Linked DNA regions of Homo sapiens: all the other regions are linked to region 2. The links are chromatin loops, found by intact Hi-C in ENCODE. Cell type or tissue: mammary epithelial cell. All regions are shown on one strand. Region 1 overlaps EXOC4 (exocyst complex component 4). Region 2 overlaps EXOC4 (exocyst complex component 4). Region 3 overlaps LINC03060 (long intergenic non-protein coding RNA 3060). Region 4 overlaps EXOC4 (exocyst complex component 4). Region 5 overlaps EXOC4 (exocyst complex component 4).

What was found. Hi-C counts contacts between places; a loop is a spot of excess contacts. Peaks named below come from ENCODE experiments on the same cell type or tissue, not always from the same donor. Only the 100,000 strongest peaks of a DNase experiment are listed, where the experiment ranks them.
Region 1: a loop joins it to region 2, with 5 times the contacts of the local background. A loop is called at or near these places in 2 of 110 quality-filtered maps.
Region 3: a loop joins it to region 2, with 12 times the contacts of the local background. A loop is called at or near these places in 6 of 110 quality-filtered maps.
Region 4: it touches region 2 in a loop (12-fold over the local background); 3 of 110 quality-filtered maps call a loop at or near these places.
Region 5: it touches region 2 in a loop (9-fold over the local background); 4 of 110 quality-filtered maps call a loop at or near these places.

Annotation. Positions count from the first base shown.
Region 1 is chr7:133,911,454-133,916,453 of GRCh38, forward strand. All of the region lies in intron 12 of EXOC4 (exocyst complex component 4), which reads left to right. Among named protein-coding and RNA genes, the nearest start is that of LRGUK, 210 kb to the right of the region's middle. In mammary epithelial cell, no CTCF peak of the experiment used is centred here; a DNase peak (open chromatin) is centred at 2,028; H3K27ac peaks cover 2,083 bases.
Region 2 is chr7:133,852,091-133,857,090 of GRCh38, forward strand. All of the region lies in intron 11 of EXOC4 (exocyst complex component 4), which reads left to right. Among named protein-coding and RNA genes, the nearest start is that of LRGUK, 270 kb to the right of the region's middle. In mammary epithelial cell, CTCF peaks have their summits at 1,900 and 2,894; DNase peaks (open chromatin) are centred at 1,081 and 1,801; H3K27ac peaks cover 2,031 bases.
Region 3 is chr7:134,418,565-134,423,564 of GRCh38, forward strand. It overlaps LINC03060 (long intergenic non-protein coding RNA 3060), which reads right to left. Exons shown (of 3, transcript NR_183392.1): 2 at 1-410. Among named protein-coding and RNA genes, the nearest start is that of LINC03060, 11 kb to the right of the region's middle. In mammary epithelial cell, a CTCF peak has its summit at 2,156; a DNase peak (open chromatin) is centred at 2,147.
Region 4 is chr7:133,703,295-133,708,294 of GRCh38, forward strand. The region is part of intron 10 of EXOC4 (exocyst complex component 4); the gene reads left to right. Among named protein-coding and RNA genes, the nearest start is that of MIR6133, 410 kb to the left of the region's middle. In mammary epithelial cell, no CTCF peak of the experiment used is centred here; DNase peaks (open chromatin) are centred at 367 and 2,457; H3K27ac peaks cover 2,548 bases.
Region 5 is chr7:133,630,682-133,635,681 of GRCh38, forward strand. All of the region lies in intron 10 of EXOC4 (exocyst complex component 4), which reads left to right. Among named protein-coding and RNA genes, the nearest start is that of MIR6133, 340 kb to the left of the region's middle. In mammary epithelial cell, no CTCF peak of the experiment used is centred here; a DNase peak (open chromatin) is centred at 2,580; H3K27ac peaks cover 1,794 bases.

The DNA of each region.
Region 1 (5,000 bases), 59 kb after region 2:
TTCATTCCAAATGTACTAACATATTTATTGTTGAGGGCAGTATGTTAGTAGCCTTTTCATTCATTTGGATGACTATTTTTTAATAAAATGGGATCGATGCATATTAGAGATAATGTAATCTTGAATTACTGAATTAATCCAGTCCTTTAAAAATATGTAAGTAAATAATGTGGGTACCTTTAATGTCATCCAACCTAACCTAATTTTTTTATTTCAGCTAATGCTAAAATGGAAAATTCTAGCCCTTCAAAATGTACGGTACCATCTCACACCTACAGATCCAACTATTTCCTGAACCTGAGGGCAGATATGGGCCAGCATGGATGCGCTCAAAGACGTAGATGCTGACAAAATGAGTTGGGCTTGGGCTTCTCACTCTGTGGAACAGAATTTGACCTATAGTGTGGGTCTAAGAGGAATTGAACCACACAGCCAAGATTCTTTCTAGATATGAGTGGTGAAATCTCCCACAGCCAAGATTCTTTCTAGATATGAATGGTGAAATCTCCCACAGCCAAGATTCTTTCTAGATATGAATGGTGAAATTGAAATTTTGTATAATTTCCACATGTCACAAAATATTGTTCTTTTAGTTTTTTAAAAACCATTTTAAAATGTCAACACCATTGTTAGCTTACAGGACATACAAAGACAGCTGATGGGTAGGTTTGGCCCACAGGTCATGGTTTGCCCACCCCATTGTATTAGACAGAGTGCTAATTGGGAAGTTATGGATAAGTGCAAAAGGAGGGGTTTTGTTTGTTTTGTTTCCAAAGGGAGAGATCATTGTAGGCTGACATAGTCAACAAATTCTTCACAGAGAAAGTGAGTTTTTGAGGAGACTTTCCAATAATAGGCCACCTAGGAATAAGTAGCGTAGAAGGGAAAGGCTTGTCAATAATCGCTCTTTGGTTCATTTGTTTTATGAGTCAGGACTATTTTACATTGGGGTTTTTCAAAGAGGGACACACCTGTATTCATTACCTGATTTGTATTGAATCCAGAGAGGCATGGTGAAGGGCATGGCACAGAGTGATCTTTGATTTGGTTAAATACCAAATGACTTGACAGCTCATCAAAGTTGTTTAGAGCAGAGAATAAAACGGAAACCATTAAGATGCTTTTAGTGTAATAAGTTATCTAGACTTTTGAAATTGAAGAGGGCTTCTTTTTATCTCTACTTCAGTTCTTATATGCCTTCTAAATACCAGGTATTGTGGTAGGCACTAGGGACAGAAAAACTAAGAAGAAATCGACTCTGTCCTCATAGAACTCATCATCCAATATGGGATTCCAGCTTGCAAAAAAGTGTAGTAGGACCAGTTAAAATAGACGTTGGCAAACGCAAAGGTTGTGGCCCTTGAGTGCACATTTAAATCACATGGGAAACTCCAAAAATTTCTGTTGCTTGGGTCCCGCAGCCCAGAGATTGTGATTTACTTGGTCTTGGGTATGGCTTGGGCATCTGGTTTTTAAAATAGCTTGCCCAAGTGATTCTAATCTTTAGTCAAGGTTGAAAACCTCTGGTATAGGGGTGATGAGGCACAAAAAAAGAGGACTCAGATGTACCAAGGGAGGAGCTGGGGCAATGCTTGACAAGTAGAGGCAAACAAGGAGGATGAGAAAAAGGCTTTCTAGGCTGAGATGACACACAGAAACAGGAAATAATAGATCCCATTTGGAAAACTTTGGAATACTCATCATGGGTAGTGTGTTCAACCAGCATGGGCAAGAGATTGGCTAGGAATCGTGAACAGACACAAAGGAGAAAAGGAATAGCAGGAGATAAAGCTGAAAAGATAGATGTTCATGCCTTGCTAAGTCTAGCCTTGGTCTTACCTGGAATTAGAAGTCACTGAAGACTTGTAGGAAGGGTTATAACATGATTGGATGTGTAGTTTAGAAAAATGACTCATCTGACTGATGTGGTGAGTTCAACTGATGGTCTTGTAGCTGCAGGCGAGAAGCCCAGTTACAAGGTTATTGCCAAGTCCAGGTGAAAAAAGATGAGGGTTTAAATATAGGTTAATAGCAGTGAACCTGGACAGGAAATGACAGATTTATTAAGATATTAAGGAGATAGAATTGGCAGGATGTGGTGACTGGGTAATTAGGATGACTCTGCATTCCTGAGTTGAATAACAGGATGGCTTGAATAGGGAACATTAGATGCTCAGTGGTAGAGAGAGAGAGAGAGAAGTAGTTAGTAAATTGAGTTCCTCTTGACTCATTTTAACTTGAAATGCAGATGGAACTTTCAAGTAGAGTTCTACAGTAAGCCTTTGGATATGCAGACTGGAAACTTAGAAGAGAGGGCTGCCCTAGAGATAATAATTTCAGAGTCATCAGAATATAGATGGTTCAAGCTGTGCAAGAAGATGAGACTGCCCAAGTCAGCAATGCAGAATTCTGTGGAACACAGCATTTAAAGTATGGATGGAGAAAAAGAGCCATCAGTTTGGCTAAGAAAGGTTAGGATGGTAGGTAAAGAACGTGATGCGGAAAGCAAAAGAATAGTATTTCAAGAAGAGAGTAATCAAAAGTGTTGGATGCTTTAGAATAGTCAAAGAGTGCGAAGAATAAAATAAAAAGTGCTCTTGGGTTGGTGGAGCAATTTCAGTGGAGTAATGGTTCTAGAACCCTGACTGCAGTTGATTTAAGACTGGATTTTGATTTCCTGTCAGAAGTTTGGTGCGAATAGATTTAAAAAGCCCTTTTCTTGTTTCTAACTTGTAGAAATTCTGGATAAAAAAATTATAACTTTAAAAATATTTTAAATATGTAACCAAACTCAAAAGGATGAAAGAGAATTCTCCAGATGCCATGAATGAAAGAGGAATTAAAAGCCAGAAACAGACAAATGTGGAAGTTGAGTGGGCTACAGAGGTTTCAGGACCACATATAGAGGTCAAATAGAGGCTAGCATCTTGACATCTTCCAGGCAGGGAGGGAGCTTTATCTGTGCAGAAGTTATGCAAAGAACTGTTTCATTCATATTTCTTAGTTCATTCATGAATGGAACCAAGAAAACTTGGGACTTAAGAAGGAGCTACCCAACCTGGAGTAGAAAAGTAGCCCCTAAAAGAAATCAGAATCCCACACCTCATGTGATATGTGCAAGTAAGAACTCAATTTGTACTACCTGCGTAGGGAGAAAAAGCCTTAAGCCAAAAATAAAAAATAAAAAAAAAGGAAAAAAAAATTACAAACCTATTTGGAACCAGTGTAACTCATAGGACCCAGAAGAGGCAAATGCAGACTACGTAACAGTGATATCTTGAAAATTCTGGGCAAATGCAAGATTCCTACAGAGGATAAGTTCCATTGAAGTAGAGCTTCCAGAACAAAGTAGCAGACCACATGAGGAAATACACCATCATGAGAAAAGAAGGCAAATGCAACAAACAGGACACTTGACATCTACAAGAACTACCAAAGAATATAAAGCCACTTCATAGAAGGAACTTAAAAATTGTGGATTTCTAAAACATTCAAGGAGATAAAGAAAAGAACAGATTCCATGATACAAGAGCAGGACAGTTTGGAAGGGAAAAGCCAGTAGATTTGTAAAAGAGGCAAATAGAAAATCTAGAAATGAAAAATATAATAACTGCAAATTTTTCAAAAAGCAGTAGATGGGTTAAATCGTAAAGTAGACCTTGGAGAGAGATTTCATGAATGAGAGGTGAGACAGTGAAGTCAATTAGTGCAGGCTGCTCCTTTGATGATTGCCTTTGAAGGAGAGGGAGCAGCTTTGTTAGAGAGGAATGCAGGGAAGAGATTCATTCATTCATTCATTCATTCATTCATTCATTTTTAAAATAACAGAGGATTAGGGAATATATAGTGGAAAGAGTAAAAATACAGGAAAAAGGGGAGATAGGTCGGGGAGAAAAGATCCCCAAGAGCCTAACTAGAGGAATTACTGGAAATTAATGAGGATGAAGCAGATTTGAACATATTTCTGTTGGGGGTAGGAGGTCAAATATTTGAAAGTATGTAATTAGATCCCTTCCTTCTCTGTCAGATAAGAAGGATATGGGCGGTAAGCAATGAGGAGATACAGAAAGGGCAAATGTTTTTTTAAAGAAATAGCTACTAAGATAAATGGGGAGATGAACCTGATCAGAGACAGGTATAAAGAATGTCAGAGAACATTGAGGGGTACACCTGCAACAGTCTCTTATCTGAGGTGGTACCATGCTATAAGATTGCACCTAGCAATGCAAGTATAAGATTGTAAAAGTTAGATTGTTGGATTAGTCCATAAATATTACAGAAAAGATGCAAGGAAATAACAAAAGAGGGAATAGAAAATAGTAGTAAGAAAGTAATATGAGAGATTGGAGGGAAGAAGTTTCTGTAATCCAATTTTTGTGTCTCTGACCATGGTTACTATGAGAAAACATTTGCTTATAGTGAATTAGAAGAATTCTAGAATCTGTTTTCCTCCTGCCTCACCTCATTTCCCATGCAAGTGTGCCTTGAGCTCAAAACTTTAGAAGAATAAGAGAGCAAATAAATAGCTCTCTTATTTATTCTAGTTTATTTTAAAAGAACCAGGGTAATATTGTTCCCTACAACAGTGGTCCCCAACCTTTTTGGCACCAGGGACTGGGGTGATGTTTTGGGTGAGAAAAAGGGGATGGGATGGTTTCAGGATGTAACTGTTCCACCTCAGATCATAAGACATTAGTTAGTTTCTCGTAAGGAGCATGTGATCTAGATCCCTCGCATGCGCGGTTCACAATAGAATTTGCGCTCCTGTGAGACTCTAATGCTACCGCTGATCTGGCAGGAGGTAGAGCTCAGGTAGTAACGCTCACTGGCCCGCTGCTCACCTCCTGCTGTGCCGCCCAGTTCCTAACAGGCCATGGACCAGGACCAGTCCGTGGCCCAGGGGTTGGGGACCCCTGCCCTACAACATGAAACTATGTTACCTTAAGTCAGTCTGTCATGAATCAAGGTTTGTAGGCTTCAACTTTTTGTTTTTGTTTTGT
Region 2 (5,000 bases):
TCTCAAGCCTTATTAGAATAATGTTGAATCCTGACTTTGTCGTTAGTAATACTAAAGCAGTCTCAGCTTTTGGGTTTTAAGTTTAATAAATAAATTTTTTATTCAAAGTTGGCAATAAAGTCATTGTATAGAGCATTTTTTTTTTTTTTTGAGACGGAGTCTTGCTCTGTCACCCAGGCTGGAATGCAGTGGTGCAATCTCTGCTCACCTCAACCTCTGCCTCCCGGGTTCAAGCCATTCTCCTGCCTCAGCCTCCCGAGTAGCTGGGATTACATATATAGGTCATTTCTAAGGACTATAGTCTGTTACAAGTATCCCTTTAGTTGAAAGAATCCATTAAGCGACCTTTTCTCAGGATAGCTTTTCAACCACCTGCTAATATTTGACTACATGAATTTTCATTTCCTCATATTTTTACTGCAAGGATAGCCCATGAGATAATTCAACACATATAGGTCTCTTAGTCTGCTAATCCTGTAGGAAAAGAAAAGAAAATTAGCATAATATCTAGGTGAATGTATAATGGCTCTTAGTTAACATTTCTTTGTCTAAATATTCATAACCCAAGGGATGATTGAAGTTTAATCAATAGTTTCTAAAATCCTTTCCCCCGCTTTTAAAAAAATAAGCATAGCATTTTCCTGACTCCTGTCCTTGGGGTGGAGATTGGGGAACAAGTAAAAGCTTATAGAGTCTTGTTTGATAAAAAACATTTTTTTCTAAGGGAAAGGAATAGCAACATTTGCTGCCACTTAAAATCCATCCTTAAAATTCACACAAAGCACATTTATTGCTTACTTTCACAATGATCTAGGGACCAAAGAGTAACAAAAAACAAAACAATAAATAAATGCACAATCGGGCATCTCTGCTGTCAAGTATTCCTTGAAGGCCTGGCAGAATCTGACATGGAGTAAGTTACTGGAAGCCGGATTTAGTCAATTACCTGTCTTTTTGCTCCTAATGTTCAGAATCCAGTAAATGGCTGTAGCCTAAGGTAGAGAAGTACCAGTTAAGTGCATTTTGACTGTGGTTTAAGCAATCGAGGTCGTCTCCAGCTTCTTTGGAACAATGCCATTCTTTAGCATGACATGGAGGGTAACTATGTGCTTATTCACTAGATGGAATACCTGCTTCATGTAGTTGGCTGGGCTCTGTTACCATCTGTTTCTTTCTTTGTTTCTTTCTGTTTGTCTGTCCCTCGCCCTCTCTTTCTCTCTCCCTCTCTTTCTGTCTCTCTCTCTCTCTCTCTTTAACACACACACACACACACACACACACACACACACACACACACACACACACACAACTTTTTAGAGTCATGGAGAGAGGGTCTCATTATGTTGCCCAGGCTGGTCTTGAACTTGTAGGCTCAAGCAATCCTCCCACCTCAACTTCTTGAGTAGCTGAGACTACAGGCATGCACCACTGCACCTGGTTTCAATATTCGTATTGTCAGTATCTCATCAGTTTTTGACTATCGCCACCTCTATCTATTTTATAGGGAAAGAAAATCTTTCTTTGCCCTAATATCTAAGTAGCTTAGGCACACCTGAGAACTGGGAAACCATTCCCAACCATTGCCAGTGGGGAGACGTCCTGCTTCAGTGTGATACAGTTAGCCAGTGTTTATTGAGCCCTTCCCCATGCTCATGTTTGTATTCATCTCTGAGGAATGTCTCTATAGTGATCCTATTCTAGAGACATTTCCCCCCTCTTCTGGACAGATTAAACCCGAGAAGAACTTGCTGGTTCCTGTAAGCCGAGCAGCCTGTTTGTGCTGTGCCCTCATTCTAGGTGCATTCTTTGGCTGGCATATTTGTGGGCACAGAGTATTCACGAACAAGGTTTCAGCAGTTTATAGTCCCTAGGGGGCGGGGTGAGTCAAAAACATTGACTGTTTCCATTTGCCCTCTGGAGGCAGTGTTTAACCTCCAAGTGGATGTGGTGCCCAGAGGAAACAACCTCAACCAGGAACTGGCAGGCACCTGCCTCATCAGGGCATCAGTGTGCACAGGGAGAGAGGGAGTGTGTCAAAAGGTCCAGCCCATTTGGCTGTGGGGAGAGGCCTTATAATAACACATCAGTAGCATCACTTTACACATGCCTCTGCAGACACGAGCTGTCCAGCTCCCTGTTCCTCAGGGTGAGGCTGGGGTAGAGCTGGGAATGACGGACTCTGGGGACTGATGGAGGGCCATACCTTCGAGACCAAGGATGGTGTTCTCTTGCACATGCTTGCCACCTCTTATTGGTCCTCCGATTCCTAGGGAATTTTCTTTAGCATTCTTCTCAACTGGGCTCAGTTGTTGAAAGAGCACACACACACACACACACACACACACACACACACACACACATACATTTTAATCCTGTGCTTCACATGCTGTGAAGCTAAAGAAGAGTGCAAGAGGAAGGCAGCTTACATCAGATCTGACAGTCTTACTGATCGTTGCTGATAAAAACTGGCAAAGGGAAAAGTAATCGGAGCCTCGGGAATTCAATTCACTCCTTTAATCCACTCAGCAGATATTTTATTTTTAAAACACAAGCACAGCCATCAGCAAAATTGAGAGGCTGTGTGGGACCCCAAGGCACTTTAAACTTTTGAGCCCTCCTAACTCCCACTCCAGCCCTACCTTCAAATAGTCCCTCTTAGCCATTTCATCTGCTTGGGTGTATCCTCCTCACCATCCCTTTTCCTTATTCCCTAGAAGCCAATAAAAAAAAAAACTTGCCTGTTGGCATTAATTAAAAAAAGGAAGACACTTTATGATCTAGATCATCAGCTAGAGACTTGTGCAGTATATCATCCCTACTTTTTATGATTCTCATATTGTCTTCATGTCTTTCTCATTTGCAGCAAGTAGATGACACAGTGCTGCCCTCTAGCTGATTATTGGATTATAATGGCTTCTCTATTCCTAAGGCTATATATATATCTAAATATATATATATCTAAATATATCTAAATATATCTAAATATATCTAAATATATATAAATATATATATAAATATATATAAATATATATATATAAATATATATATATATAAATATATATATAAATATATATATTTTTTTTATCAGCAAAGAGAAGTGGACAGTTGTTTTTCATGTACGGCTTACCCCAGACAATCAGTAGAGCACCTCTGCTGCTTTATACTCTCTCAGTCCTCCTGAACCAACCTTCCTGGAATAATCTACTAATCTAAACCAGAAAACGAACTTAGTTCCACAGCAGATTTCAACTGTACCTCTATATTACAGCAGGTACCCTGTCAGATTTCTTCTATCGAGAAATGAAAAGATGTACACACGCCCATGTCTGTATGTCTTCCATTTATCAGGCAGGGAGAATTGATTATCTCAATTCTAAAGATATCAGCACATTTGGAGATATGTGGCTTTTATTCTAGGACCCTGGGATTCACATTTTAGCCTATAACCTTCAAATCTCCACATTCATTTTTCTCCACCCTAAGTGCCTGTGTAGTGATGTAATAGCACTGTTAACCATAATAGAATGATCAATGATTTTGAAAAACATAGTGTGTACCTTTCTCTTTGGGAGGAGGGTAAAAGCAACTACTGATAAGAAAGTAAGCCTTAGCCAGCTCCCCACGATCCATCTGCCAGTCAAAGCAGTTAATCTTATATACCCCTTCCCACTCAAGAAAGTTAGTGAACAGTTATTACATGGCTGCAATAATTATCTGTAAGCGTTATATCTACAGATGTAGACTGCATCTGTCTACAGAGAAGGCGCTGATTTTAAGCCTGCTTTGGCACCTAGTTTTAAGCCTTTGGCTTTATCAACCATGTACGTAGGTTGTCACCCATATAAATAGGTCCTATCCCTCACCATCCTGAGCCTTGATTTTCTTACCTGTCATTTGAGATAGTTACCTCACAGAATTGCCAGGAAGGTTAAAAGATCTGGAACACGTAAAAGTACTTTATCAAACCCTACATGCTTATTAATTGTAAGAAACTGCCCTGTGTCATTAAAAGAGCATGGGCTTTGGAATGAGACACAGGAACAGATTCCAGACCTGCTTCTCACTAGCTATGTGGCCTTTCACAGGAAGCCTAACTTCCTCGAGCCTTAGCTATAAAACGGAAGTAATACCAATCTACAGCACCTATATGGGAATTCAATCAGTAATGTGTTTAAAAGAAGGTCAGTGCTACATAGATTTAGGTTATTGGTGCCATTGTAAGTGGGAAAATAATATGTGTGATGCTTTAGTGAGTTGTGAGAGAGCATCCAAATGCCTAAGCACCTGGAGCACACTGCCTGGGCCTGATCCCTGACACTGCCATTTACTAACATTGTGGTGTCACATTTTTTGTAATTGCCTGTTTACTTCTCTCACTCACAAGTCTGAATTCCTTGAGTATGGAGAGATTGTCTTCTCACTGTGTGTGCAGCTCCTAGTGGAGTATCCAACATGTAGTAGAGAGAGAAAATGTGTTGAATGAATAAATGTGTGATTTTTATCATCTTCCATACATTTTATACTATGGTACCTCTTAGATATCATTTACATTTATAATAATAACTATGAATTGGAATGGGTAGGGCAGTGGCCAATTAATGTAGCTCATAGGAGATCCAGATGCTTCATTCTGCATCTCTAGGCTTCTTGATGCCTCTTGGGCCCTACTTGATAGGTTCTTATCTAAAGCCATAAATGCAATAGAGAAACAGAACACTTTAAAAAATATTACCTCCACTAAAGGCCGGGTGTGTTAGCTCAGCACTTTGGGAGGCCAAGGCAGGCGGATCACGAGGTCAGGAGATCGAGACCATCCTGGCTAACACGGTGAAACCCCGTCTCTACTAAAAATACAAAAAAATTAGGCCTGGTGGCACATGCCTGTAGTCCCAGCTACTTGGGAGTCTGAGGCAGGAGAATCGCTCGAACCCGGGAGGCAGAGGTTGCAGTGAGCCGAGATCACGCCACTGCACTCCAGCCTGGGCAACAGAGAGAGACTC
Region 3 (5,000 bases), 570 kb after region 2:
ATATGGAGGAACCAGACATCTACAAAGTTAACAGAAGTTATTGTCCATTTTTTTTCACACACTTTCTCCCTTTTCCAGAAAATCAGGGGGGGCAGGAGGGAAATGTGAAGCACATGATGACCGTCAGGGCGATGCCAGAGAGCTTGAGTAGCTTTGTTTATTTCATCTGTAATAGGAGGAGTTGGTTCTTCTTAGCTGGGGCAGTCTAAGAGTCAGTGGGACAACAGGCTACTCCAAATCTCCAGCTTTGTCTGCACACCAGCCATGGCCAGAGGGGTGATGCCTTCAGGAACCTCTTATCCTCTGCCCCATGGGTGTGTAGCATCCCTGAGAAGGAATGGTATCGGTCATTTTCCCTGGTCTCTGTCTCTGTCTCTTGGTCTTCTCCTGTAGGACCCCATGCAGTTGATCTGGAAAAGGATGCAATTAGGGAAGACTTGCATGGTTCTTGAAGATCCCTCCCACTCTAAACTAAGCCCCCAGATACACTGGGTCACTTTGCATTTCTTTACTTCCACCCCAACTTTCATCGCCATCTGATTTATTTGTTTATTTGTTTATCACTTGTCTCTCTTCACTAGAACATCAACTCCATGAGAGCAAAGACCTCCTTGTCACACCCACAACTGTGACCTCCAGTGCCTAGAGGGTGGCTGAGCACAGAGCAGGCATAGAGTAAATATTTGCTAAGTGGGTGTGTAAATGAAGGGATGTGAACCTCATGCCCACACACAGGGGCTGGGGCCACAGGAAGCCAGCACATCTAGACTGGGGCAACAGCTAACAGTGGAGGCAAACACCTGGCTCATGAGTGGCCATGGAGAGGCCACACAGCACAACCCCTTTCGAACTGCAGTTAAATGACTTTGACATCCACAGTTGAGCATCAAGCAAATCAGATAAACTAGTCGCTTAGCTACACGTCACCCCTATGGGTTGTTGGTTAGTTGGATTTTTCCCCTTTTGTCTTGTTTAGGCAGATCTGGTGTCCTGAGAGTAGGGTTATCATAAAGCAGAGGAAAGAGATGCAAATAAAGTGGGTGGATCTCAGGAAAGGAAGTGATCTCAGTGGTCTCAGATGCTGCCCATAGCAGGGTCCAGTGGCCGGTTGAGTTGAGTGTATGGGAGGCTTGTGGAAGAACAGTAAGGCAAAAGACCCCTATGGGCACTGAAATAAGAAAATAGATGCCCACCCAAATAGATGACCAGTATCAGGGCTTTCTCCACCCCTGCCAGAGTCGGCCTCTCATTCAACAATTTTCCATCTCACTTCCCATTGTTTTACTGAGACATGGCTTCTTCCTGCCTTGCCATGTCCTACCTGCTTTTAATTGTTCCCAAATGACTTGATGTAATTCCAAAATTTAGCCCTTTAAGTTCTATTTTCACCTTAACCAACCTGGAACCCCATCCTGCCCGCACCCTCATTAAACACAGAGAGGATGAAGACAGGGAGGGCATCATCTACATTGTACATCCCACGTGGCTTCAGCCACACCCTCCAGTGGCTTCTGGAACAACCGCAGAGATCTGCAGCTGTGAGGGGGTGGGAGGTGTCCTCAGGAAACTGAAGGAGATGAGGGCTTCTGGGACCTTCAATCTGGCTTGCTCAAATGTCATCTAGTTTTGCCCCATTGATTTCAACTGTGAATGGGACTATGTTTGTCCATTCATTAGAAAGTACTTCATTTTCCTTCTTCTCATTTATTTTTTAATCTGCCCTGCCCTTGGCTGTAGAAGTGAACCACTCTGTCCACGGCTTAGCAGTCAGGGCTCAGTATTTTCCTTCCTGACTGTAGGAAGAGGCCTAAGTGCCCTTGAGTTGTCCAAGATAGAATCGCTCACAAATCTGCTTTGTTATTGGTGTTTGATCAGTGAATGTACAGAGATGCAATTGTAGCCAAAAGAATGTGGGATATGGAGAGATCGCGCTGGGTCTCACGTTCCTCAGGCCTGTGGTGAGGGTGAAAGAAACCCACCCCCTTTCCCAGGCTACCCGCTGCCCATTGTGTCACTGTCTATCTGAACTGAAGATTCTAACAGAGGATGAAAAGCAGATCAAAACAAAATTCCCCCGAAACCATCAACACAAAAGTAGGAGCTACAGAACTCCAGTCAACTGGACCAGAGAAGAAAAGTGGAGCAATGACTCCCCCAAGTGGTGTGTCTGTGAGTGAGAGCTTGGCTGCTGGTTTTTCATTAACATTATTATCCTTAGAGTTATGGAGCCTCAACCTGATGTAGGATCATTAGAGCGTAGGGTTAATGGGGCCGGCTAAACCAGAAGGAAACATCAAACAGCTGTGCTAGGAAGGGTGGCAAGCCAGAGAATGAGGATGGAGCAGCAGCTATGAATCCTCTCTAGAGGGAAAACAATAAATATGGAATTATTTAGTCGGTGACACAAGGAAATGTTTTGAAAATGCCATTCTTATACTGCCTGCATCAGAACCAGCTGGAGAACTTGTCAAAGGTGCAGATTCCTGGGCCAACCTCAGCCCTAATCAGAATCTCTGGGGCTGGTGACTGGGAGTTTGTACTTTTAACAGGTGCCTTAGGTGAGTTCTAAGTGAGAAGCCAGTAAGTGAGGTGCAAGAAGTCTCATTTACCCACTCTGTAAAAAAGAGAGCGGAGGCAATGGACAGGAGGAAGAAAAGTCGTGTTTAAAAGAGATAGAAATGTTGGGCCGGGCGTGGTGGCTCACACCTGTAATTCCAGCACTTTGAGAGGTCGAGGCGGGTGGATCACCTGAGGTCAGGAGTTTAAGACCAGCCTGGCCAACATAGTGAAACCCTGTCTCTACAAAAAAATACGAAAAATAGTCGGGCATGGTGGCTTGCACCTGTAATCCCAGCTACACAGGAGGGTGAGGGAGCAGAATCGCTTGAACCCGGGAGGCAGAGGTTGCAGTGAGCCTAGATTGTGCCACTGCACTCCAGCCTGGGTGACAGAGTAAGACTTCATCTCAAAAATAAATAAGTAAATAAAAAGATAGAAATGTGAAGGGAAAGAGAATCCTTCATATGAGACTGGGATACACACAGGACTATCTGGGCAGCTGCCAGCCAGGCAGCCAGCCTCACTGAGGGGTTTCTCTCTGGAGCTCTCTTCCTTCTCCCGGTTATGTTAGGCTCCACTGGGCAGGGCTGCCTCAATACACCCTCTCGGCTGTGTGTCCATGTCCAGGTGCCCCCCATCTGGCCCAATGAAGGGTAGAGGGTGTCTAATCACTGGTTGCTGTTGACTGAGTCACCTGGTAGAGAATGCATGGCCCAGGATTTGAAGGGCAGGGTGCTGGTCTTGGTTCTGCCGTCACTGGAGTGGGCATCTTTGGAGTCTCTGGGTCTCTATTCCCTCATCTTCAGGAGGAGGGAATTGAGCTAAAGGATGTGATGGCTCTAGCAGCATCCCAGGACTCTTCTCTCTCCTCTGGGGCCCTGACCTGGAGCTCACCTGGTTTGATCACCCTGAGGGTTTGGCTTCAGTGTGGGGTCAGGGATCTCTAACCCCCCACAGGCCTATGAGGGAAACTTTGAGCCTAGTGCCGCTGATGAGAGAGGCTCTGTCACATGGAAAACTTTACTTAAGAACCCAGCTGCCCCATGAATGGTTGGTTTCCAGTTTCATGGACAGGATTTTCCCAGAAATTCCAGAGAGGGGTGTGGTGGTGCCAATGAGCTGGAATAGACCTTTAGGACCGAAGCCTTGGCATACCCGGGGAACATGTCAGGGAAACTTCCAGCCCCAGCCCCCTTTCTCTCTGTCTCATGGGAAATGCCACCAGGACAGGAAGTCACAGGAAATAGTGACTACACTAAATATCACTGAATTGTGCACTTTAAAATGATGAATTTCATATTTAGTGAATTGGGCGAATTATATTTTAATTTTTAAAAACATTTAAATACTTATCAAAAGGGAAAAAAAGAAGTCACCAGAGGCTTAGGGATAGAAAGAGGTGGAAAAATGTTTATCTTATCACTTGATTTAATATATTGGATAATTAGGATTCAGATGAAACCAAAGTGTTGAGTTCTAGAAGAGCAAGTCAGAGAGTGAAAACTCCACCCGTATCCATGCCAAGGAGGGGCAGTGGGGTCCAAGGGGAAGCACCACCCGGCTGACCTCAGCTCCTGCCCTCCTGGGTGACCTCAGCTCCTGCCCTCCCGGGTGACCTCAGCTCCAGCCTGCCTGGGACTCCCTTTCTGTCTAGCCCAGCTCCTTGTTCCTTCAGACAAGTGGCTGCCGGGGGCTCTAAATCCCACACCAACCCAGAGCACCCTGTGGAAAAATCCTTCCTCCCTTTTAGTCAGCTGGGGCTGGGTGGGAATTTTCCAAAAGGAACTTTTCCTCAGAAACCCTGGGGCAGGGTTGGAATCTAAGTACAAAGGTCTTAGGAAAAAAAAAATCTATTCCACCAGAGTGTACATTTCCATGGTGATGACAGCAGAGACCGAGGTTGGGGGGAAGAGTTGGTGGGACCCTTTCTCTTATCTCAGATCTGAGTAGCGTCCCCACCCCCAGAGACCCTTCCTCCGTGGTCCTCTTGCCCCTCCTGGGATGCAGATGAAATCCAGCCCCAGACCTTCCATGAGATCAAGTCTAAGGGTGGGGCATTGGAGATGGAGGTCTGAATGGCCACCTCCCTGAGGGCTTAAACACAGCCTTTTTTGGTGCTGCTATCCAAATTACTCCGAGAAGGCTGGGTGCAGTGGCTCTTGCCTGTAATCCCAGCACTTTGGGAGGCTGAGGCAGGCAGATCACGAGGTCAGGAGTTCAAGACCAGCCTGGCCAACATGGTGAAACCGTGTCTCTACTAAAAATACAAAAATTAGCTGGGTGTGGTGGTGGGCGCCTGTAATTCCAGCTACTCAGGAGACTGAGGAAGGAGAATCACTTGAACCCGGGAGGTGGAGATTGCAGCGAGCCGAGATTGTACCACTGCACTCCAGCTGGGTGACAGAGTGAGACTCCATCTCACAAAAAACAACAACAACAAC
Region 4 (5,000 bases), 150 kb before region 2:
ATTGCTACGTTGCTGCTAGCATGTTGTTCAAGAATACATTTTTATATTCACTCTACATTGATGTAAGGATACCTTCGTCACATGGATGAATTAATAAATTCACATTTAGGGGGAGTATATGTGGCATGAACATGATTTTTGATGAGAATTTCTGCTGGAGGATGAGCAGAACAGTGGTCAAGGAATAATAAAGTTGTGCATTTGTCATCCCGGCCAGCTTCCTTTCAGTGAGCACAAGTCACTGGTACAAAATGTTTGTGAAACCGATCAGAAGAGATATCCCTGGTGATAAATGCCTTTTTGTTCATATAATAATAGACTAGTAAGAAAATCACTCCTTGAAAACTGTGAGATCATAGCCTTTTCCTATCATAACAAATTACGCTTATGCATGCCTACTGCATTAGAACATCCCAACACAGCTGTTCTGTCTTTGGCATCCTTAATTCCTGTAGGAGCTGTCTCATCAGCTGTGGCCAGTGTCGTTCTGGGACCATACACCAAAACAGTGATGTTTTAACAGCATTATAGACTTGTTCTGGCATCAGATTTCCATCAGCGATGACCTTGGCAAATTCATCAGTGAATTGCTCTGCTCCTTCATGGTCAGCAGATGCTTTCTCACTGTATAAATCTTTAAAACAAATTGAATTCCATGTTTAAGTTTCTATAAGTAGCCTGTTGAATATTTACAGTTCCCTTCAATTTTCAGTTCATCTTGATAGAGCTTTGCTTGTTTCATCATCAGCAATACCATTAAGAGGCATGTGTTCACTGTGACACTGATCAATCCACTCTTTCAACACCTAAGATTTTAAAAGGAATAAATTAATTTTTAAATAGTGACGAGAACTTGCCATGTTGCCCAGGCTGGTCTTGACCTCCTGCAATTAGGTGATCCTCCCGTCTTCTCCCAAAGTGCTGGAATTACAGGTGTGAGCCACCATGGCCATCCCTAAGATCTTTATTTTTAGCTTTATGCAGTGTTTTTGTATTTTTCGTTAACTTTGTTTATCACTTTCAGCATGGAACTTCAACAGTTTATCCTTGTTCTTCAGGTCATATATGGTGGTCATTGTAACACCGTAGTCTTCTGTGACATGTTCCATACTTACACTGCTATTCAGTTTCTCCAACAGCCTGACTTTCAGTGCTATAGAGAAACATAAATGCTTTCCCTTTTTCCTATCACTGTTATTCATAGCCTTCTTGACATTTTCAACAATATCTTTCACCACAGAGCAGAGAATAAGCACAAAAATACAGTGAGTAATGCACGTAGGTCTTAGCCCCATCCTGGGGAACCTGTCCTTGCTGCATCTGGCCTGTACATGTGGCATTGTATTACACTTTGTGAGTGTGCTTTTATGGGAGGGATCCGGGTGTGTGTGGAAAAGATACATTGCAGCTGAAGGGAAGAAAAAAATCTGTCCTGGGAGGGTAATTTGTTCCTTGGGAGTGCTGAATAAACTGTGTTGTACACCTGAAGTTGAACTGTGACTTGTCATGTGAGGTCATGTGTGGAATTTTCCACTTGTGGCATCAGGTGATGCTCAGAATGTTTCAGATTTTGGAGCATTTCAGATTTCAGACTTTTGGATTAGGGTTGCTCAACATGTTGAACAATTATAACAATATGCTGTTAATAATTTCACAGATTTGTTCTTACCTTAGATCTTAGTAACCTCAGCATATGATTTTATTTTCTTTCCGTAAGTTAAGAACTTTTACCTTTTCACTTAGCAGAAAAGCCGGGTAGATACTATACTTTTTAAAAATTAAGAGAGAGGCAGGCACGGTGGCTCATGCCTGTAGTCCAAGCACTTTGGGAGGCTGAGGCCAGTGGATCACTTGAGGTCAGGAGTTCTCAAGACCAGCCTGGCCAACATGGTGAAACTCCATCTCTTACTAAAAATACAAAAATTAGCCAGGTGTGGTGGTGTGTGCCTGTAATCCCAGCAATTCAGGAGTCTAAGGCAGGAGAATCACTTGAACCTGGGAGACAGAGGTTGCAGCGAGCTGAGATCATGCTGCTGCACTCCAGCCTCAGTGTCAGAGGAAGACTCCATCTCAAAAAATAAGAAGAAGAATAATTAAGAGAGATTATTTCTAAAATTATAAATGTACTGGAACTGCTAGTTAAATTCTGTCTGCTTCTAGTAGAAACTATAGTTACTAAACAAATAAAAATATAGTAGTTCCTCCTTATCCACAATTTTGCTATCTGTGACTTCAGTTACCCATAGTCAATTGTGGTCCAAAAATATTAAATATTAAGAAAGCATTTTATGGCTTATTTTTGGTATATCCAAATTGCCAGCATCACTACTTTTGGACTCTGGGGCCATTATTAAGTAAAATAAGGGTTACTTGAACAGAAGCACTGCAATACCCGTCTGAGAGTTGACTTCATAATCGAGATGGCTACGAAGTGACTAATGGACAGGTAGCGTAAAACGCACGGATACACTAGACAAAGGAATGATTCATATCCTGGATGAGACAGAGTGGGACAGCATGAGATGTCATCACACTACTCAGAATGGTGTGCAATTTAAAATGCATGAGTTGTTTATTTCTGAAATTTTTCGTTTTATATTTTTGGAACACAATTGACTGCAGATAACTGAAGCCACAGAAAGCAAAACTGTAGATAAGGAGGAATTACTGTATTTTAATTTGTTTATTAAACTTCGTTTCTACTAGAAGCAGACAGCATTTAACTAGCAGTTCCAGTGCAGTTATAACTTTAGAAATAATCTCTCTTAATTTTTAAAAAAAGTATAGTATCCACCTGCCTTTTCTGTCAGGTTGTGTATAAACTTCCCTCCCAGCGAGTTTGAATTAATGTCATTTTGATGACCACCATGTGTATGTGTAAGTGCAATTCTGTATCTGTGTGTGTGAAAAATTGTGTATGAATCCTTTTATTAGTTCCATTAGCCTCAATATAATTAAATTATTGTACTAAAAATATCCAGATAAGTAATTTCCAGCATACTACTATGATTTTACTTTATAAGAATTTACAAAATAGGCTTATCAATTACAAAAGGATACAGCAAAGGAGATGTGCACAAACATATTAGTATTTGTACTTATATTTACATTTATACACACATACATGGAAACTCACAAGTCATCATTAGACATGGCTTTTGGTTGACTAAGAGCCCTCTCTGATAGGAGAAATATAGTGCAAGCCACAAATGTAATTTTATTTCCAACAGAAATAATATGAGCCACATTTAAAAAGTGTAAAGAAATAGATGAAATACATTTTAATAATACATTTTATTGCACCCAGTACATCCAAAATACTATCTCTTCAATCTGTAATCAATATAAACATTTTTAACGAGATATTTTACATTCTTTTTTTCATATCAGGTCTTAGAAACCCAGTGTGTGTTTTATACTTAGAGCACACCTCCATTTGGACTAGCCACATTTGAAGTGCTTAATATCCCTGCATGGCTTATGAGTGGAGCAAGGGGAAAAGGTGGAGAGGGAAGAGTACCTGTCTCTCTTCTTCTTTGCTTAAGGGCACTAATCCCATCATGAGATCCCACCCTTATGACCCCATCTGAATCTAAGCACCTCCCAAAGGCCCCACATCCTAATACTGTCACACTGGGGATTAGGGCTTCAGCCTGTGAATTTGGGGAAACACAGACATTCAGACCATAGCATTTATAACCTCAAGCTTTCACTGTCTCTATCCCAGTAAACCAGAGCTCTTGTAAGACATGTGTGTGTACACATTAAGTGGCCTTTTTTTTTTTTGCCTGTTCTTCTTTAAGAAAACCAATATAAAATTGAAGCTAAGACACTAATTTAGGACATAATTAATTGTTGAGGTGCTTTGAAGGATCTGTATTGAAGCATTTACTGGTAAAAGTATAGAATTTAACATAGATCCATGATTAGCCAAGAAAATGACAGAAAATGTGGTGGTGCATGTCTATAATCCCAGCTACTCTGGAGGCTGAGGCACAAGATCACTGGAACCCAGGAGGTGGAGGTTGCAGTGAGCCGAGATCATGCCACTGCACTCCAGCCTGGGTGACAGAGTGAGGCTTTTTATTGACATATCAAAAGAAAATAAAAGATGATAGAAAAGCCATTGTTGGTTTTTTTTTTTCCCTCCACAAGAGTCTACTCAAAAAAGTCATTGTTAAAGAGAAACAAAGAAAAAGTTAAAAATGAAATACCAATTAATTAAGTTTTCTATTTTAGTGTAGATTTTAGGAATCTGCCCAATTTTTGCTCACCTCCCAGGTGCTTATTTCTGAACAATATTTGCCCTTTATTTTTTATTTATTTATTTATTTTTTTTGAGATGGAGCCTCACTCCATCGCCCAGGTTGGAGTGCAGTGATACAATCTCAGCTCACTGCAACTTCCACCTCCTGGGTTCAAGCAATTCTCTTGCCTCAGCCTCCTGAGTAGCTGGGACTACAGGCGCACGCCACCACGCCTGGCTAATTTTTGTATTTTTAGTAGAGACGGAGTTTTGCCATGTTGGGCAGGCTGGTCTTGAACTCCTGACCTCCCAAAATGCTGGGATTATGGGCATGAGTCACTGTGCCTGGCCTCATTTTTGTTTTTGATGGAATGGAATTCCTGGATTTTGAAATTCTGAAACTCTGGTTATCATGAGTGACAGTGAACAATTACTTAGATAATGGAATGATAAAAATACCAGAAATTTTTAAGGTGCTCTGTGGTTCATATTATTTATAATGTGCTTTTTTGAAATCTTCAAGATAGAATCTAATAAAAACTTTCAGACTCAGAAGTTGGAAGTAGGAGTACTGACTTCTTAGTATAAGGTGAAGCAGAAGTATATGACTCCTTGTTACAAGGAGAAAAAGACACAAAAAGGAAGAATATGTGGTCAATACAGAAAAATAGGAATTCTTCATACGTGACTTGATAAACTAAAATAAATGAAGAATTTGAGGCATTTATTATCATAATCTCTTGTTGAGTTTGTG
Region 5 (5,000 bases), 220 kb before region 2:
TCTGAGATATCCTTTGAGAATTGGCAGGTCTCTGAAATATGATTTATAAAAAATGAAAGACATATACATCAAACATATGTTTTTATATATTGAATGATAACATGATATGACTAGAGTGAAATCTATTCTAATGCTCAGTTCATTGTGATAACATGATTATAGGAAAGTAAGAATCCATGGTGCCTCCATTAAAGAAAAAATATAAATCCTAAATACTTTTAAAAAGGTACTTTATGAGAGTGGAAAAAAGGGGCAATTGTTGAGTAGATAAAACGTTTCAGTTTATGATAAAAAAGTTCTAGAGATCTGTTACATAACCATGTGCGCATAGTTAACACTACTGTATGGTACATTTAAAAAAGGTTGATGGTAAATGTAATGTTATGTATTTTTTTACCACAATTTTTAAAATGCACCTTTTGGGATCCAGATATCTAATATATCAATTGTGTGTTTTCTCTGTAAAGAACCAGAGTATATATTTGTGGCATTTTCGCATAATAGAGCAGAAACTCCTGGATTTACTAAATGTTAGGTACTTCAGAATATCACCTTACCTTTCTCACATCACTTCTATAATATTTGAGGCATTTAGAATAACAGTTAAACAAATGCTGTTGAATTGACCAGATATAATATTATGTATATTTTCTCCAAGCATAAACAGTTTATTACTACAATTATCCTACCTTCTCATTAACCGAGACTTACTAAATTGATACCATTAGAACTAATTACATTCTAATCTCTTATATAGCTAACCAGTGTTCTAAATCGTAGTGGATTAGTTTCCTCAATTGATTTTAAATACAAAAACATAAATATGTAAATTAAATAACAAAAACTTGACTTTCACACAATAAAAAGTTTTTAAAGAAATTTTATTGCCTTTAAGAAGTCTGTTGTAGCAGAGATTTGTAGCAGGTAAATTCATTTAGGAACCATGGGATTAAGAAAATTAAGACTATTAAGAGGTTAAGAGAATTAAAACTATTTCTCTGTAGGTTTAGTTGATAAGTACTATATGTATATAATAAGTAAATTATAACATACAGAATTATAGATTAAATAACATTGATTATTTTTATTTGACTTTGGTAATTAGTTTAGTTTTCACTGTCTTCTTCAATTACAATTGATTTCTACTTAGGTAATGTTGCTAATTGTTAGAAATTGGAAAATACCTTAATCATGATAGGCATCTTCTAACCTAGATTTAATGCCATAATTTGCTGCTAAGTTGGAACTCTTGTGCTTACATTTATTCCCAAGTAGAAAAGAAACCCTTTAGAAACTATTAACCGTGTTGTCAGTAACCACTTTTCAAGAGATTTTTCCTCTAAGTTTTTTCTTTTTAAATGTGAAGTTAGAATGAAATATATATACACACACATATATGTAAATATATATGTTAGTACTTATTTTACACTTAATAAAATGCATTTTTTTGTAGAAGACTCTGGTGGAACTTAATGTATTACAGTTCTTGACAGCTACTTGTTAAGTCTTTATAAATGCTGCTTTGCTAGATAGTTGTTTCAAGGCTTGGTAATACTCCCAGTGGTTTTACTCACTTACTTGGTTTCTACCTTCATTCAGAATTTTAACTTACTAGTGATTAAAACCGGAAAAAGTTTGTTCCCTGATGTAGTTTATCATTCATTCTTTCTCTGTGTATCTCTTAATGGAAATCCCCAAAATATTATGTGGTCTGAAAGGTAAGTTCATTCTTTGATAAACGGATGACTATGATGGAGTTTAAATTAGCCCTTGGCCCAAATTGCAACCTTGTCAAAAACTCCTGATTGGCTTGTGGAACTTGAAATGACTAAGATCTTTTAGTGGATTTTTACTTTTTTTATTTGAGTTTTCACACTTCAGCATTTCCTGAGTGTTGGATTTATTATTTCTTCTAAAGTTCAGAAGTTTAGTTTTTGTAATGAAACGAACCAGTGTTCATTATCACGCTTGTGTATTTTATTAGTACTATTATAATTCAAAATTTTTCTTTTATATTCAACAAATATTTATTGAATACTTATGATGCATATTTTCCTATCTCCAAGTTAGATGTGGTCTCTTGTTCAGATGTAGTTACTCTTATTTTTATGAGACTATGTAAATAAAATTGTGTAGATATGTTTTCTATTCTTTAGAATGGTCATTGCTTTTATTCTATGCTAGTTTAAGTGAGTATGAGTTAGCATTCTGTTATTTGAAAGATAGTGTAGCCTAATGGGAGAGGCAGTGCAGAAGAATGAAAGCTGGAAAAATGTACAGGATTGCAAATTTCAAATGAAAAACATGACAAATAATCTTGGTTCAGGACTAGGCTCCTTCACTTTAGTTTTACTCAATGCTTGTTACTAGACTCTGATTATGCCATGTCCTGGGGAAAGAAAAAAATAAGACCATATCCTTACCTGCAAGCTCCTCTCTTGGTAGCTGCATGGGTTGCAAAAATGAAGAAGCCTGAAAACACCACATATTGGCGAGGACATGGATCAGTGGGATGTCCTATACCTTGTGGGAGGATATAAATTGGTTCAGCCTCTCTCAAAACTGGTTTGACATGATTGAGAAATCACATTTCCTGTTACTCAGCAGTTCCCTCTCCTAATGCTCTTGAATGTGTTTCTACTTGTTATCAACTGACTCATATTATTTTTCTGTCCCAATTTGCCAAACTCTTTTTCTAATTGATTACAATAATTATTCTATATTTATAACTTAGCTCATATTAAAAAATAAGTTTGGCTGGGCACGGTGGCTCACATCTGTAATCCCAACACCTTGGGAAGCCGAGGTGGGTGGATCACCTGAGGTCAGGAGTTTGAGACCAGCCTGGCCGACATGGTGAAACCCTGTCTCTACTAAAAATACAAAAATTAACCAGGCATGGTGGCATGTGCCTGTAATCCCAGCTATTTGGGAGGCTGAGGCAGGAGAATCACTTGAACCCGGAGGCGGAGGTTGCAGTGAGCTGAGATCGCGCCACTGCACTCAAGCCTGGGCAACAAGAGCGAAACTCCATCTCAAAAATAAAATAAGTTCTAGAGGAACTTATCACAAGTTGACTTTTATCAAAAGTCAGGACCTATTTAAACATTGTATCATTTTTTTTTCTTACGTGGTCTCTTGGCAAACTCAGATTTGTTTTCAGTGGAGGGAGAATCCCTTTCAAGTGCGTAGGTCCTTCACTTTCCTTTGCTACTTTTTCCCTATGTCTGGTGTCACTGGTACTCTGTCTTCCTGAAACTTTGCATGACTGTTCTATGCACTTCATTTATTAAAATCATTCAGTTCATAATTTTCATTCAGCTAGCAGTGCGTTCTTTGCAGCCTAGCGGGTTTCTATATTGACAATTCCAACCACCCTTCTAAGAATACCACAGAGCAGTTTCCCGTTATGCTGGTTTATATATTCTCAGCAGTCGTTTTTACTCTCCTTTCATAAAATTATTATACCGGGTCCTCAATTCTGGTAATCTTGCTAACTTATTTTTATACTGTTCTCATAGCTACTGCAGTTCCATCACTAGGAAATCTCACAGGATGTTAGCGTCAAATATACTGACTTCTAATTTGTTCATTCCCCATTAACTCCGCTTATCCCTTTACTTGTTTATTTAATGCTTTCCTTATTGTTTTTTCTTTACAGTCAGGCATGTCTCTTAGAGAGTAAATTTCTGGAAAGAAATGGGCTTTAGTATTATCTTCCTTGCTTTACTCTTAGCCTACCAAGACATTGTCTGTAATTAAACCTTTAATGAATGTTTTTAATGATAGTTTTTTTTTTGTTTGTTTTTGTTTTTTGTTTTTTAAATAGACGGAGTCTCACTCTGTCGCCCAGGCTGGAGTGCAATGGTGCAATCTCGGCTCACTGCAAACTCTGCCTCCTGGGTTTAAGCAATTCTCGTGCCTCAGCCTCCCAGATAGCTGGGGTTACAGGCATGCGCCACCATGCCCGGCTAATATGTTTTAGTAGAGACAGGGATTCGCCATGTTGGCCAGGCTGGTCTAGAACTCCTAACAGGTGATCCGCCCGCCTCGGCCTCCCAAAATGCTGAGATTACAGGTGTGAGCCACTATGCTCAGCCAATAATGGGTCATCTAATCAGTGTTTCTGCCTGTGGGTCTAAATGAACAAAACCGTATTAAAACAAAGGTTTCTAGCCATGCCCGGATAGATTCTGAAATACTTTCCCTAAAATACAGACTCTGAAAATGATATAACTGATGCCTTTTTTTCTTCCATTGACATGTTTCCTGTCTTTCAGCTCTCTCTAGAAGACTTTTAAGACGAATGAATTCATTCTTATAAATGGAATTTATGTTATGGGCCTTGATTTTGGGGAACAGAAGGAAGATATGTTAATGTTGGAATTTGAGTGACATTATTTCTCTTCTTTTGTGTAGTTCTGACATGGATTTAGGTTTCTTTCCAAAAATAATTATTTTTGAATAATTACATCATGGTAGTTATTAACCATGATCTGCATATAAAGGAACCTTTGGCAATGAAGTACATTTTATTGCAGTATCAACCACAATTTAAATCAGAGTGACACTTTTTGTTACAATTAATATATAATGTAGTCTTTTCAGGAAATTTGAAAGTACTTTGTAGCTGTTATTTGTGGGATTTGTGGGGAGAAGGAGTGAGAATTTATTTTTCTCTTTGTGTTTTCATTCATTTCTTATTCTTTATTCTCTCCAAGTCTAAAAACAGATAATTTATTGTGCCTTAGATTTGTTAGTACAGTTCTTTCATGTAGCAAACACAGGTGAGAACACAAGTTATTTCTTAGAAAATCTAAATGCTTGCACCTAACCAGAAGTATCATTCAGAAAATACTCTAATGCCTTTTTTTCTTCCTGGACCAATAAGGTATATTGGTAGGAGCATTGCTAAATTGAAACAAAGTCATGCCTTTGACAGGTGCACTTAGCACCTCATAACCACAGAGTCCCAGTTAAACAGGTGGAATTGTCAAAGA